Regions from separate parts of the Homo sapiens genome. Here region 2 is linked to region 1. Evidence: read pairs that join two places in POLR2A ChIA-PET (ENCODE). Cell type or tissue: Panc1. All regions are shown on one strand.

Region 1 (2,500 bases):
TCTGGTTTCCACGCTGCAGATGCCCACATGAGCCTTGAAAAATCTAGCTGGGGAGGAGGTGGAAGATCCTGTGGGCTGGCTGGTAAAGGAAGAAATGAGAAGGGGACCTTTTTTTCCCTTAATGTTCCTACAGTTGGACCAAATCACCATAATTTGAGACAGAGAGAGAGAGAATTATCACTATTAGGTGAAGAGTGTGGAACATCTAAAAGCTTAAGACAACAACCTTATTTTTATATTCTATAGTCTAGAGACACACATTGACCACCTTCGTAGCTCTTTAGAGATCCCCAAGAATGGAATTCTTATCTAATCATTCCCACTTTTTTTTCCTCTTGCTTTTGCTTTCTGGCCAAACTCCTGGTGTGACTAAAGGAACAAGATTTTCCAGCTATATGTATGCATGTATATACCATTTTAATTATATATATATATATATGAAATATGGGATTATTTTCTACATTTGCTAAAGACAAAGTAGAAGTCAGGCTATAAAAACTTAGTTTGATTTCTAAAATTTAGAGTTTTAGAGGTAAATGAAATCCTAGAGATTATCCAATCCAACCAGGCCTTTTGTAGGGGATAAAGTTGAAACTCAGAGAGACAAGTACATACTTGTTAGGTAGGATTCTATCCATGGTGGCCTCAGTGATAGGCCCCTCAGATCTCTCTTAAAGCAGAAAGATCATTGCTCTGCCACTGGGAGGGCAGTTGGCAGACAACTTTCAACTGTCAGCCTCGTTAGGGTTTGCCTCAGCTGCAGAGAGTAGCCTCACCCAGGATCAGGCGCTTCCTGGGGCAGCCCATATACAACAACTGATTGAGAGTATAAAGGCCCAACATTTTGACTTAATGAGGGACACCTTTATTGGCCTTTTTGTCTCCCAAGCTCCCTGTGGGGTTGGCTGAGGCTATCAGGCAGTCAGTGGGCCTGCTTTGTGGCTTGACTTCTCCCTGTGCTTTCCTCCCTAACCCCCACCCAGTGTTGATCGCAAGAGCACTACTCAATAAACTTCTTACACACTAACTTTTATCTTAGAGAGTGCTTCCCAAGGAACCCAACCTGGAATAAGAACCAAAATAAAAATTGTGTCTCCTAGCTCCTGCTAAAATGTTCGTGCTAGAAGTACGTGTGTGTGTGTGTGTGTGTGTGTGTCTGTGGGTGTGTCTGTGGGTGTATACGTGTTCATGTGTTTGGATGACTATGTGTCTGCATGCATTCTCTGTCTCCCTACTTCCTAAGAAACTTCCCATTTTGGGGGTGGGACTATAGCTCTTATTTTTCTCCATCATGCACTGCCAGGCTTTTGCCTCTCTAGCAAGATGGTGCTCATCTGGTCTAAATGAATGATTCATGTTGCTTAGCTCAGCTTGTACAAGATTAATAGCAAACTCACATCCTAGCAGTGAATGAGTGACTCATTGAGAAAGCAAAGATCACAAGAAGAGAACTGTAAGGATCCCTGTAGTCTTCTAGCTCATCTACTGATAGTGACCCCCAGAAAACCACTGGATGGTCACCCTCGTTATAGCCAGAGTACTCTATCAGACATCATAAAAAATGCTATATATTTTTATGTTTTCCCCACCTCTACCTCCTTCATGCTTTTGAAATTGCCTGTCCTCTATGAGCTAAGGCAACAGTAGGAAAGCCATCACTCCTTTGTGCCATCTCAGCTACCAGCCTCTCTCCTGGTTCCTTAGCTGCCCCTTGCCTCACCCCAAACAAGCTTGACTATGAGTCAAGGACAATTGCCCCCACACCCCACCAGCTAACCCTGGGCAATACTTCTTCCTTTTTCTTTATACCTTTCCCGTTTCACTGAGTATCTTTGACTAGCTGAATGATCTCGGATAGCTTGCTTAAGTTCTCTCACCCTCAGTGTCCTCATCTGGAAATGTGAATCATGGTACTACCTTGCAGGGTTGCTGTGAGGGCTGAACAAGATCATGGTGTGAAAGGTCAGGGCCCAAAGCTTTGGCCACAGTGGACATCCAACTCCCACAGCTCTTCCTTACTGGCAAGGAGTCTCCTGATCCAGTCTGTCTATGCTGTTAAACTTCCTTTCTCAAACACTGTCCTACCCTCTTCCATACACCTCCTCTTAGCAAAGGAAGAATAACATTCATAATGCTTTCTCCATTTTCCTAAGTTCAGAAGAAATGCCCAGGTTATATGATCAACTGGAAAATAAACATACGTGTACAGCGCATTACTTCAATAAGACCCAAACTTATCCAAAATTCTGTTGTTCTTAAGGGCATCTGTATCCATTATGCACATGTAAAATAGCTGCACATTTTAAAAATATTCTCACAAATTTGAAAGGGAATTCTAAATGTATACCACATTTTTAACCACTTTGCTGATTACTTAGGTATTTTCACCTCTCTCTGCCCTTGCTGTTTATTTCCCATGAACATTACATCGTAGGCGTATTGACACACAGACGTTTTAAAGTCTTCTCATTTTAAGCCATTCTTCCTTGAAGATTTCTCA
Region 2 (2,500 bases), 140 kb before region 1:
AGTTCTCAGGCAAAATGAGAACTGGTAGGACTGGTAAGAACAGAGCATCAGGTGGGTGGGCAGCATAAGATGTGTGTGCTAGAAAGAGGAGAGGGGAGGATATGCATGTCAGCAACGACTATTTGCCACATTCTCTGAGGCTGGCAGCAGCTCTGGAGCAAGACATTCTGAGTTACTGGGGCAACAAAAACTGGGTTGGTAAAGCAAAGCCACAAGTAGTTCTTAAATTTCATTTAAGCCTCAGAATCAAGCCTCTTATTAAACTGCTAAACTGGGTCAGTTTACAAATAACATTGGACTGGTCTCAACCACCTCATTAATTCTCTTCTAGTTTATGTCACAGAAACTAGTCTATGCCTTCTCACCTGTCTGTAGGATGATCCCCTGGTTAACTGAATATAGTCTATGTGTTTTTCTCTAGAAGATATATGTCCTGAGGTGAAATCCCAAATCATAAGACACCCATAATTTACCATTATAAGAAAACAAAGAGCTCAATTACAATGACAATAATAATAGTTAACATTCATGGAGTGCTTATGGCTAACTACTGTGCTGAGTGTTTGTACACATTGCATAATTCAATACGGAAAACATCCACTTTGAAATATAGACTAGTAGTTATTATCCTTATTATAAAGTTGAGGAACCTGAGTGATAAAGAAGTTAAGGAGCTTGCCCATGGTCACATCGCTAGTAATGGCAGTAACCAAGATGTTTGGCTCCCATAAGGAAAACCTAACCAAACCTAAGGAAATCGTAACCCTTAATATACTCAAGGAGCAGGCTAGATCCACTTATTTATTGTAGCTTCTTTTTCTTCTCTTTATCCATGAATATAAACTATTTCTGAACATCACCCTGGAAAGATAGCTTTGAGTTGCATGCCTCCTGTGCATATGGTATACACATTAAACTGTATATACCTAGTAACAGAATAACATGAAAGACTGGACCCAGCAGCCTGCTTGGCATACTGCAGTCTTTGAGCCCCCTTGCGGGACCCCCAAAGCAGATTTAGTGCTTCTGGGAAAGAACTGTCCCCTCTCAATCACAGAGTTCAGTTGAAACACTGTGAGTATGTAATCCGTGACACATAGTGAGGGAGGAAACCAGTATTTATCTATGGGGTTCAGCCCCCAGTGATAAGGGACAATATGAATGGGACTTTTTCTTTCCTCATGGTTGGCAGAGGCCCAGTCAAGCTGCCATCAGCTCCTCCAACGGCCAGAGGCTTAAAGGAACTTCTGAGTCTAAAAAAAAAACAGCAAAGCAAAGGAAAAAAAAAAAAAGAAAAAGCTAGGTCACCCAACAGGTAGAGCAGGGCAGGTGACAGGTGACAGGCTACACGCCCTGCTGCTGGGACTGTGTTCACAGCCTGGCTCTAGCAGTCCTTTTGCTAGGGCTGTGAATTTTTCTCTGACAGCTTAATACTTTTGGGTGGGACAAAAAAGTGTTAATGTAGTGTAATTTTCAATCCATTTAAAGGGGCTTAATTCAGAATGCTCCCTCCCATTCTTTTGGCTAGGACGCCTGTGGGTCAGCATTTGAGATACAGTTAGATTTGATCCAGCTGAGCAGGGAGTACCTTGCAGCCAGCTAGTGATCTGGAAAATGTTTATGACACCTTGTCAAGTGAAAACAACAGCATATAAAACAGCAGTACACTTGAAATATGCACAGAAAAATATTAGAAGGATAGATACCGCCAAGTTAACAGTGGTTACCTCTAGATGGTGGAATATGGGGGGTTTCTCTTTCATTTTATTCTTCATTCAGATATCATTTGAGTGGTTTCCATGACTGAGGCATAACAGATTCTTACAAGTATTTTCTTTTGTGTTTTAAAACACTTATGCTATACGAACATCTGTTTCTTTTGTAATAAGAAAAGAGCTATTTTTCAAAGACTACCTCATATCTCTAACAAAAATTTTTACCTCTTTAGAAGACAACCCAGTGCACAAAAATCCTCAACTTAAAAACAAGTAAACTATGATGTGACCATTCATTTTACAAATAGATTCGCCACGTGGTTATTTTTAATAGAGTGCTCCCTTGCCCTCCATATCTGATTCAGTTTTCAATAATTTGCCTCCATAACAAGGGAAATGTAAATTCAAACTTTGTAAATTAGGATAAAATTATTTACACACCCTTTGGTTTAGCTTTTTAATCCAGGTTGGAACCAATAAATGAGAAAAGTAAACTATGGTGATGGAACGCCCTTGCCCACAAAATAGGGATATGCGTGTAGCAGAGACGGCCTCTTGCCCATTGACATCTCTATCAGGCCTGGTGAGCTGGATCTGCTGCAGGGATTCTGCTGCTCCTGCCTCTAACCTCACCCCTTCTCCCTCTCCAACAAGCCTTGCTGCTTTCTGTCATTCATAAGTGCCTTGGCTGTGATGGGGACCAGTGGATGGTGAGGCATGTGAGAAAAGGGGAATGATGCTCTGCAGCCGGGTGCATGGCCTAGTGTTAGTGCTCAAAGAACAGA

The links. Peaks named below come from ENCODE experiments on the same cell type or tissue, not always from the same donor. Only the 100,000 strongest peaks of a DNase experiment are listed, where the experiment ranks them.
Region 2: POLR2A ChIA-PET joins it to region 1 with 5 read pairs; 2 of 35 experiments call an interaction of 5 or more read pairs at or near these places.

The regions. Positions count from the first base shown.
Region 1 is chr3:150,177,046-150,179,545 of GRCh38, reverse strand. No RefSeq gene overlaps it. Among named protein-coding and RNA genes, the nearest start is that of LINC01213, 60 kb to the left of the region's middle. In Panc1, no CTCF peak of the experiment used is centred here; a DNase peak (open chromatin) is centred at 1,396; H3K27ac peaks cover 506 bases.
Region 2 is chr3:150,313,548-150,316,047 of GRCh38, reverse strand. All of the region lies in intron 1 of LINC01214 (long intergenic non-protein coding RNA 1214), which reads left to right. The region is part of intron 1 of LOC107986141 (a long non-coding RNA gene); the gene reads right to left. Among named protein-coding and RNA genes, the nearest start is that of LINC01214, 8.9 kb to the left of the region's middle. In Panc1, no CTCF peak of the experiment used is centred here; no DNase peak of the experiment used is centred here; H3K27ac peaks cover 2,225 bases.